2 separate regions of the Mus musculus genome follow, and region 1 is linked to region 2. The links are chromatin loops, found by intact Hi-C in ENCODE. Cell type or tissue: left cerebral cortex. All regions are shown on one strand. Links, peaks and the distances in the headings refer to the core of each region. The heading gives the core; the rest is flanking DNA.

What was found. Hi-C counts contacts between places; a loop is a spot of excess contacts. Peaks named below come from ENCODE experiments on the same cell type or tissue, not always from the same donor. Only the 100,000 strongest peaks of a DNase experiment are listed, where the experiment ranks them.
Region 1: it touches region 2 in a loop (2.6-fold over the local background); 5 of 42 quality-filtered maps call a loop at or near these places.

What each region holds. Positions count from the first base shown.
Region 1 is chr11:67,022,270-67,027,642 of GRCm38, forward strand. It overlaps Tmem220 (transmembrane protein 220), which reads left to right and starts at 2,885. Exons shown (of 6, transcript NM_001291042.1): 1 at 2,885-3,002; 2 at 3,640-3,669. The coding sequence starts at 2,910. In left cerebral cortex, for the core only: a CTCF peak has its summit at 2,696 (motif pointing right); DNase peaks (open chromatin) are centred at 2,025 and 2,761; H3K4me3 peaks cover 1,273 bases; H3K27ac peaks cover 205 bases.
Region 2 is chr11:67,348,551-67,353,923 of GRCm38, forward strand. Myh13 (myosin, heavy polypeptide 13, skeletal muscle) reads left to right here. Exons shown (of 39, transcript NM_001081250.2): 18 at 250-373; 19 at 1,020-1,156; 20 at 1,684-1,939; 21 at 3,404-3,646; 22 at 5,023-5,199. Gm40029 (a long non-coding RNA gene) reads right to left here and starts at 1,902. Exons shown (of 3, transcript XR_879955.3): 1 at 1,455-1,902; 2 at 919-1,049; 3 at 221-511. In left cerebral cortex, for the core only: CTCF peaks have their summits at 2,051 (motif pointing left) and 4,713 (motif pointing right); a DNase peak (open chromatin) is centred at 2,036.

The sequences.
Region 1 (5,373 bases), core at 304-5,303, 330 kb before region 2:
TGGCAGTTTCTTCTGGTCCTCTCTCCTCTGCTTGTAGATGGAGCCTTCTCCTGTGGCCTCACAGAGTCCTTTCTCTCCCTCTGTGTCCTGGGTACCTCTTCCCACAGGGACACCAGTCTATTGGAATAGAGTTCATCCTTGTGGCCTCGTTTAAAAAAAAAAATGTTCTTTTTAGCTGGAGAGACGGCTCAGAGGTTAAGAGCACTGACTGCTCTTCTAGAAGTCCTGAGTTCAAATCCAGCAACCACATGGTGGCGCACAACCAACTATAATGATATCTGGCGCCCTCTTCTGGCATGCAGGCAGAATGCTGTCTGCATAAATAAAAAATGTTCTTTCACTATTAATATTGTTAATTATTATTATTATTATTATCATCATCAGTGTGAGTGTGTGTGTGTGTGTACACGTGTGTGTGTGTGTTTGAGGGCACATCAAGGATGTGTGGGGGTGGGTGGGAGTGGCCAGATTCCTCCTGTCTTTTCACACGGATCAAACTGAGGTAGGTAGCTTTGTGTTGCAATTGCTTTACATCTTACCAGCCCATGACCTCATTTTAACTTAACCACCTCTTTAAAGGCTCCAAAAAAATGGGGCTACAGGGGTGGGGGCAGGGAGTGGGTGGGTAGGTAATCCCGCCCACAGCGCTCTCCACTTTAGCTTCTTTCTTTCCACGCAGAGGCGAAGCACTGAAGGTGACCTTGCCTTATCCGCATTCGAGGCTGATTAGTGAGGGAGACCGGAAGAGGAGCCACACCCAATATTAGTAAAAGTAGTTGGTGCCTGCTTCTCCAAGACCCCCAAGCTCCCTTTCTCTCTCTCTCTCTCTCTCCTTTTTAAGAGTTTTTATTTCTATGAGTACACTGTCGCTGTCTTCAGACACACCAGGAGAGGGCATCAGATCCCATTACAGATGGTTGTGAGCCACCATGTGGTTGCTAGGAATTGAACTCAGGACCTCTGGAAGAGCAATCAGTGCCCTTAACTGCTGAGCCATCTCTCCAGCTCCCCACCCCCACCCCCACCCCGGTGTTCCCTTTTCTGAGGAAGGAATTCCATTCTTGTGCTATGCCAGGCACCCAGCAGATGATATTCCCCAAACAAGGAGTTCCTTCAGTTTAAACCAGAGATTCTCAACCTTCTGAATGCTGTGACCCTTTAATACAGTTTCTCATGTTATGGTTGTTGGTATTCTGTCTGGACTCCACCCCCACAGTTACCTGGCAACAGCCAGGTAGGCCTGGCCCACTATAAAAGGGGCTGCTTGGCCCCTCTTCTCTCTCTTACTCTCTTACTCTCTTGCCTCTTGCTTCTTGCCCCTTGCTCCCTCTTTCTCCCCATTCACTTCCTTTCTCTCCACGTGGTCATGGCCGACCTCTACTTCTCTACCCTCTCTCTCTTTGCCTTTCCCTGCCTCTACTGCCCTCTTTACTCCCCTCCTTGCGCCCTAAATAAACTATTCCATACTATACTGTTGTGTGGCTGGTCCCTCAGAGGGAAGGGATACCTTGGCATGGACCCACGGAGACATCTCCTTCCCCACACCCTGCCAGAACATATTCTTATAGCTCTTTCTTTTTTTATGATCACAACAAAGGTGGCCCTCAACCATAAAATTATTTTTGTTGCTATTCATAATTGTAATCTTGCTACTGTTATAAATCATAATGCAAATCTGCTTTCTGGTGGTCTTAGGGGAACTCTATGAAAGGGTCCTTTGGCCCCCTCGAAGGGGTCGCGACCCACAAGTTGAGAAGTGCTGCTCTAAAGGCTGCCCTTGAATGGAAAACACTTCTGAGAAGTTGATCTTTTTCTTCTTTTAGTTAAAAGGAAAGCAGAACAGTCAGGCACCCAAAATGCAGGATTTGAGGTGACAAAGACTATTTAGAATAACAATGATTCGGTCTATGCATGTGTAAATGAGCCCAAAGAAGAGCTACTCCGTAGCTTACACAACAGGAAACTGGCTGAAATAAGTGAGCAGAGAGCTGCCAATACTTCCAAGTCTTCCCTTTCTAAGAAATGCATAGCAAATGAGTGTTGGAAACGTTGGTTTTGCAGATGGGTTAGAAATATAAATATGTATAATACATAAATAAATATCTTATATGATGAGAGCACGTGAAGGTAAAGGGAGCTGCCTCTGGAACTCACTTCAGAAATGTCGCAATGTTTTCCTCCCTCTGGAAGCACGGGAGCTTTAAAAAGAAGCACTTAAATACTAATTCCAGCACTATTTAGGACTATGAATGTGTAAATGAGACCAGACTGTGAGTTTGAAGTTAGTGTGTTTTATATAGTGAGTTCCAGGACAGCCACTGGACCCTTTCACAGAAAACGGAAAAACAAAAACAAAAACAAAACCTAACCAGAACACGCGCGCTAGCGCGTCCTTTTTCTTTTCCTTTCTCTTCTTCATTTGCGTTTCTGGTTTGTTCTGTTGTGTTTGTTTTGTTTCTTTCATTTGCTTTGTTTGTTTGTTTGTTTGTTTGTTTTGTTTTGTTTTTTCGAGACAGGGTTTCTCTGTGTAGCCCTGGCTGTCCTGGAACTCACTTTGTAGACCAGGCCTGCCTCTACCTCCCGAGTGCTGGGATTAAAGGCGTGCGCCACCACGCCCGGCTTCATTTGCTTTTTTAATGAGAGAAAGAATAAGGGAAAAGAAAGGCACATGCCAATGATACACTTTATCCACTAGAGAGCGCCGCAAGACCGTTCTAGACCTGAGGAGGGCGGGGAGGGAAGAAGGGCTCGCCTCGCCCTTGTATCCCCGCTCCCGCTGTCTGAGCCCTGCCCCTTGTCCCTCCCCCACCTACTACGCCCCGCCCCTCCTGGGTACCGCCCCGCTAGCCCAGCCTCGCCCTCTGGCCACGCCCCTCTGGGGCCTGTCCTGCTCCTCCGGCTTCCAGGTCATGGCGCCAGCAGTGGCTACTTGGGCTCCCGGCTTGTGGCGGGCCTGCAACGCACTCATGGCAGCTTTCTTCGCCCTGGCCGCTGTGGTGCAGGTCAGGCGGGCTGAGGAGGGCTGGCAGAGGGACCGCGAAGCCTGGGCGACCAGTTCTCAGGGTGGAGCCGAATTGGGACCCACAGAGTCCTTTCAAGCAGAAAGAACATGGATGAATATGTGTAGTTAGGCAACGCACTCAGAGCTTGACCTAGCGGCCCCGCGTGCAAGTTTGTGCAGCCGGTCACTTAGAAAGGGGCCCAGAACCGCAGCTCTGACACCTTTTCGAATCTTCAGCCTCAGTGAGATGGGTTTTAGCGCCTGGGAGGAAAGTGGAAATAGAATAGACAGCATCCTTACCCTTCCTAGACCTCTTCCTGATCATCCTCAGGGTGACTGCCCTCGTATCTTGGGACCTAGGATTTTCATATACACTATAATAGTTCTTAGGAAATCCCAAGCAGTTATTTTCAAAAGATGCATGGCTGGGTGGTTAGATCTACCTGTTGTGTTCAACCGAGAGGAGAGTCCCTGCTGCCATCGGGATGTGCAGACTGCTAAACTAGCTCATGGTGTTATGTACCCTGAGCCCATTGTAGCGCCTAGTTCTTCGCAATGAATAGTAAACACAAGGCCAGACCAGACAGAGGATACATGGATCTAATGTGAGCTAACACCTTGACGTTTTGACATTCTAGGTAAACGATCCAGATGCAGAGTTGTGGGTGGTGAGTATGAGCTACTTGCAAAACGTTCCTCCATTTGACACGACTACACTCTGATCCTGGGACTCTTGTCTAAAACCCAGAAATTAATACCTCTGTGAGCTCATGTCCCTAATTTTTCGCATCGGAGGGGGAAATCACTCTGATCATATAACTGATGGAGATGTGAATTCTGAACTTTCTGTAGACACGAAAGTCTTTCTGCAGAGAGAGCTTATACCAGCGACTCCCACTTCCCATGACTACACCGGGCATGACAGTAAGAGCTCCTGTCTTTGCTAAGGACTTACAACATGCTAGTCATTTGACATACATTATGCTAACCTTTATGACAGCCGTAACAAGGATGTGTGCCGGTTATATCCATCTGTGACTTTTGTTCTCAGACAACAATAGACCGTCTTGGAGGCAGACTGCACAGTATCACTGAGAAACTCATTCTTGGGTTTGGGGACAGTGTTCACTGTATAGAGAGCAGTGAGTGAGAACACCAGGAATGCAGAGCTGAGTTCTAGCCTGGTTTGAATGTTGGTGCAGTAGAACCATGGCCTGAAACTGCTTGTTATCCAGAGTCCCCTCTCCCCAAATTAGATGACCTCCTCAGCATTTTGCTCCATAGCCTGAGTTCACAATCATATCTCATATATCCCCTCAGGAAGCTCCATGTTGATTCTCTAAAAGATGGCTCCAAATAGCCACCAGCACCACCATGCTGCTCTGTGAAACCTGTCTGGGATCCCACAGAACACCTCCTCCCTAAGCCTCGTCCACCTCCTGACTGACCCAGCAATTTCTGTTCTCAGCAGAGCTACTAGGCATCTTCACTCAATACCTGTTGCCTTTAACATCACTGCCCTGAGATGCTGTCAAAAGTAAAAAAAGAATTCAGCAGCATCCATTCTAGGCATAGGTACATGCACAGTGCCTGAGTACCCTACCTTTGCTCGTTCCCACTCAGCCCTCCCTTACTTCCCCTGAAGACAGCCTTATAACTCTTCTATCTGCCTCCTGCCTCCTCTGCCTCTACAACACTGTCCGCTTTCAAACCCTTTGTTGTTTCCCAAGCTAAGTCGGAGCTCCTCCATTTGGTCTTTAGCCCCACCATAGCATGGCCCATCCCACATTTCCAGCATTGTCTTTGGAGTCTAGTCCAGAAATGATGGCAAATGGGCCTTGCCCCTAGCCTGCCTGCTGCTGTGTGCCCAGGCTCCCAGGACTGTCTCAGATGCCATCTCAGTCGCTCTGCCTCTTTCCAGGAGGATCTGACCATCCTTCCTGATCTCTTATTGTAGCAATAACTCCTTTGGCTGATGCTCTGGGCAGCCAGCTTCCAGAAGGACAGGGACATGGTCTCCATCTTCTTAGGAGCCTTGTATAAAGTTTCCTCGTAAAGATCCTCCCGAGGGAAGTACAGAAGGAATGGATGCACAGATGAACAGTACTATGTTGCTTTCTGCACTTTGGAAACTAGGTCTTCGCCCAGCTCCTTCCCACAGTCCCTGCTGTACCTTGTTCATGGAGGCTACTTGCATCACAGAGGCAAATACTGGGATGTGGATTATAACAACAGGTTATAGAAATACAGAACATATCACGTAAGAAACGAAGCGTTCCATAATTAAAGAAAGAAAGAAAGAAAGAAAGAAAGAAAGAAAGAAAGAAAGAAAGAAAGAAAGAAAGAAACTCTGGTGGTCACTTGGTGGTCAA
Region 2 (5,373 bases), core at 125-5,124:
TCCAGGTCAGAGAAGAGCCATTTCCTCTGAAGGCAACTTTTCTGAGCTAGATGTTCAGCCCGCCTTCCTCCTTCCTTCATGTTTCTTTCCCTCCGCCACACCCTAGAATTCACCCCTGGACTCTCCCCTCACCTCAGGCTAGCAAAATAGTGCTTACCTTCTTAAGAGTGGAGCAGAAGGTTCTAGAAGGGTCTGGTCTCAGGTATAAGACCATGCTGAGAGGTCGGAACCAGTGTCTCTTCTCCTCAGGTACCGGATCCTTAACGCCAGTGCCATCCCGGAAGGGCAGTTCATCGACAGCAAGAACGCCTCGGAGAAGCTCCTGAACTCCATCGATGTGGACCGAGAGCAGTTCCGATTCGGCCATACCAAGGTGAGGACGGGTGGCCTGGAGACTCCTGCTCAGAAGGAAGGGTCATTCTTCTTCCAGTCAACTTGAGCAGCCTGGTCTTGCAGTCCTGGCAGAGGAACCCTGGGGCAGTGGCTGGGGGGCTCCGGCTCTGTTGTTGATCTTTAAGAGTCAAGAAGCTTAAGTCAGAAAATGGAGCAAAAAGCAGGGGAACTCTTAGGTCCTAGAGAGCCAGGAGAGAGACTCTCAAAGGGGAAGAAAGAGCCTCAGTGTGCATAGAAAATAGGAGAGATCCCAGAGTAAGCTTGAGAAGGGTAATGATAACCAATGGAAGGACTCCTGGTCACTGTGTGCGTGTATGTGTCCTGTGCGCAGCCACCCAGACATATATCACTGACTCAATCCTATCCTGGACACAGTTGTGCCCTGTGATTACTTTCTGGGTCTGTCATGATTGCCTTTACGTGACTGATGGACCTGGAAGCTACTTTAGAGCACACTGCCTTACCAGCAGCCCAAGAGGTACAAAACCAGAGACCACCCCCGCAGAACGGGAGGCCTGGAAATACCTCAGGTGTCAAGGATGGAATTGAGAAGAAACAGGCTCTATCACGAGGCTGACTGAACACCTGCCGAGGACACAGCTGGGCTCCTCTCTCTTTTAATGCAGGTGTTTTTCAAAGCTGGGCTCCTGGGGCTTCTGGAAGAGATGAGAGACGAGAAGCTGGTGACCCTAATGACACGCACACAGGCAGTGTGCAGGGGCTACCTGATGAGGGTGGAGTTCAAGAAAATGATGGAGAGGAGGTAATTCATCTCTCTTACCCCCCCCCCCTTCCTACTCAGCACCTGGAAATCACTTCCTTCTTTGGGTCTTTGCATGTTCATTCATTCATTCATCCATTCATTCATTCATTTGTCCAGTAGTGACTGAGCAGCCATCCTGTGCACTGGAGATAGGGAAACAAACCCTGCCTTCCAACAGTTCACGGATACATGGAAAGCAGACACACGCAGAGAGAGATTCAATACTTCAGACAATGGCAGTTTTATAGTTAGGCAAAGGAGGACCTGGCACAGCAAGCCTCTGGCCTGGTTCACATACTGGAGTTGGCATGGAGTTGGCTCAGCCTTCCTTCTTCCTAATCTTTTCCTGCTGCATCCAGTGCCCTCATTCACATAGACTCATAGGCTCTGCAATGCTTAGGTGTACCACCTCCTACCCAGCTGGGAAGGATGAAGATTCTGAGACCTGTCGGGGAGGGGTTCAAATGGAAAACGAACTAGCAAGTACAATACGATGGGTAATTAATCCAAGTCCTGTGGGTGCCCAGGGAGTCCATCTTCTGCATCCAGTACAATGTTCGTTCCTTCATGAACGTCAAGCACTGGCCCTGGATGAACCTGTTCTTCAAGATCAAGCCCCTGCTGAAGAGCGCGGAGGCGGAGAAGGAGATGGCCACCATGAAGGAGGACTTCGAACGAGCCAAGGAAGACCTGGCTAGATCTGAGGCTCGTCGGAAGGAGCTGGAGGAGAAAATGGTCTCCCTGCTGCAGGAGAAAAATGACCTTCAGTTGCAAGTCCAGTCTGTAAGTTTCTTCTACCCGAGAGTGCAAAGTACAGATTCCCAGGACAGTGAAGGAGCAGGGAGGGCCCCTTAGCTGTCTATTTAAGAGGCAGTGGTGCCACCTAGTGGTCCTACCAAGCATTGCAGCATTATCCGGTCAGTAGGAACAGGGCTGGCCTTGGTTTCCCCAGAAAACATGTTGGCAGAGTAACTTTATGCTCTCTCTGGTCTTTTCTCTGTCTTCCACAGCAAGAAAAACACCCACTCATGAACATAAAATAAGAATACTTATTTTAAATGTTTAACTCCACATTTTAAATGTATCAATAAAAATAAATCATTAAAATTATAACCCAACTGAAAACAGAAACCAATTTTCCATGCATGATTTTCAATATATGATTATTCTCTGAAAAATTCTTTAGAGAATTCATCTTTACCAAAGAAATGAGGGCGGGGGAAACGGAGCCACATTCACGGGCCACAATACTCTGGATGCATAATTGTTTCCTCTCCAGGAAATGTATTTTTTTCTCTTAATCAAACCCTCAGAGACTTCCCTTGCATCTCCCCTGATGTACAGTCATGTTCTCTCACTTACTCTCACCCCATGAGTAGAGAGAGTGCTCTCCATGGGAGCACCACCTTCCAAGGCTCAGAGGACAGGAGTTCCCGATCCAGCTGTGTTAACCTCCCAGATTCCCCCTCTTGTTAGCGTTTGTTAGTTCTCTTGTCTGGCTTCATGTTCACATCTGAAAATGAGCACCGTAACAGGACATAATGAACACCATAACAGTACTCACAGTGAATGGTTGTCAAGGAATCAGACGCACGTCAAGTGCCCAGCGTGTGCTGAGGCGTCGAGAGGTTCAGAGAGCATTAGCAAGGACTCTTCCCTGGCTCATTCCGTCCATTGCCCTGCACTGTGTGTCTAGTGCTCCAAATACTCTACAACGGGAAGGTGTTGGCTGATTTAGCTTTTGAGCATAAATAGCCAGTCTTGGTCCCATCCACAAGACTCACTACAGTCTTCTGGGACATGGGTCTATTCAGTCACCTAGTCCTGTGTGTTTTTACTCTCCCATTCTCTTGCTGGAGAAAGCACAGCCAAGGACATACGGACAGCCCCCTTCTGTTGAATGTTAACAGGTAGAAAGTAGACATTTGAAAACACCAATCTGCTTTGTTTCGCATGGAGGATGCAGATCACGTGGTTCTTGACTGGTGGAGAGGCTTTCTTGTTTACAATGAACCTGTAACTCCATGAGTGCCTTCGCATGAGATTACTTTGAGTGATTGGCTGCCAGTGAGGATGTCCTCAGTGGTTAAACAAGCACATAGGTGACATTTGTGTAAATGCCTGCGTGCACGTACAACCAGCCTACTTCTCAGCTCAGCTTAGGTGCTGGCTTTTTGAGGGTCAGGCTCTTTCTTTCCAGGGCTTACAAATAACTGATCAGAACTCACAGTGACCCGTCTCTTTCAGGAAACAGAGAATCTAATGGATGCGGAGGAACGATGCGAGGGTCTCATCAAAAGCAAGATCCAACTGGAGGCAAAGGTCAAGGAACTGAATGAGAGGCTGGAGGAGGAGGAAGAGATGAATTCTGAGCTGGTTGCCAAGAAGAGGAATCTGGAAGACAAGTGTTCTTCTCTCAAAAGAGACATTGACGACCTGGAGTTGACCCTGACTAAGGTCGAGAAGGAAAAGCACGCCACGGAGAACAAGGTGGGTACACTGAGGGCTCCTCACAGGCTTCCCGCCAGCCTTCACTCATCACCTAGAAGTGGGAGGCAGGAACTGGGGCCAGCCTGGTCTACATAGCAAGCAGCTGCCAGGTATGATTCCTCATTCTTGAGCTCCACTCCACAAGCTCTCCGACAACTCTCCCTGGGGGGTGGGGTGGGGGTGTTGCTAACTTGTGCATTTCCTTGGCAGTAAGGACTGACTACAGGCACCCTCAAGCCTTAGAAGGATGTAGAGAAAGCCGGTTGGCATTACTTAGTCCAATTAGGAATCTAGTGGCTAGAGAGACAGCTCAGCAGTCAAGAGCACTGGCTACTCTTCCAAAAGTGGTTTACAACAGTCTGTAACTCCAGTCACAGGGGATTTGATGTCTTCTTCTGGACTTTATGGGAACTGCACACACATGGTATACATAGGTCCTTATATGCAGACAAAACATCCGTACACATAAAACAAAAATTTCCAGGAGTAGTTGTGCATGTCTTTAATTCCAGAACTCAGAAGGCAGAGGCAGGCAGATCTCTGTGAGCCTGGGGCCAGCCTGCTGTACATAACAAGTCCTAGGAGAGCCAGAGCTACATAAGAACCTTGTATAAAAAGGAAGGAAGAAGAAAGGAGAAATAGAAAGAAAGAAAAATAAAGAAAGACTAGAGAGAAGGAAAAGAAAGGAAAGGAGGGGAGGGGAGGGGAGGGGAGGGGAGGGGAGGGGAGGGGAGGAGAGGGGAGGGGAGGGGAGGAGAGGAAAGGAAAGGAAGAAACATTCTATATACCCTACAACTCCAACAATTCTGTTTTTGTGTTAGACTAAGGAAGTTTCCCATCAAGGTTTTGGGAACACATATAAAAGTGTTTGCATATATAGGGATGCTTTCAGTAGCTTTGCTTGGGACAGAACTGGGACCATGCCATAGAATGTGGTAGAGTCACACAGAGAGCACAATGCACCACTGGGGCATCAGGCGAGGCGAATCAGGTATCAAAGATGAACATGAAGCCCCTGGTGCTCAGTAGGGGGAAGTGCAGATGAAATGAACGGGAACACTCTGTCTCACAAACCCCCACAAGGCTGGCCAGTACAGTGATCTGTGCCATTTCTTGGCTTCTTGGGAGGCCGAAGCAGAAAAATCTCTTAAGTCTAGGAGTTTGGAGCCAGCCCAGGAACTATCTGAAGACTTTCTTTAAAATAAGATGAAATAAAATAAATAAGAAAATGTATATAAAAATAACTGAGAAATGGCCTGCCGCAGAATGCTTAGAAGCTAGAGACACATAGGTAGCTAAGGCAGCCATAGGTTTTGTTGTTGGGGGCTGCTGGAGTCATTGCTTCACTATTAGATGAGTTGCTGACTTTCTCCTAGGTGAAGAACCTCTCTGAAGAAATGACAGCGCTTGAGGAAACCATTTCCAAACTGACGAAAGAAAAGAAGTCTCTGCAGGAAGCCCATCAGCAGACCCTGGATGACCTGCAGGTTGAAGAAGATAAAGTCAACGGTCTCATCAAAATCAATGTCAAGCTGGAACAGCAGACGGATGACGTAAGCACATGTGGCTTCCGAGCCTTGCAAAGATGGATCAGTCTAGAGAGCTCAGAGTCTGGAGTCAGAGCCTGAGTCCAGATTCCAGCTGTGCCCTGACCCCAAACACACAGGTCCAAGGTGACCAGCAGGTCATGTGACCTTGGGAGCCATCAGTTCCCACTGATGAATTAG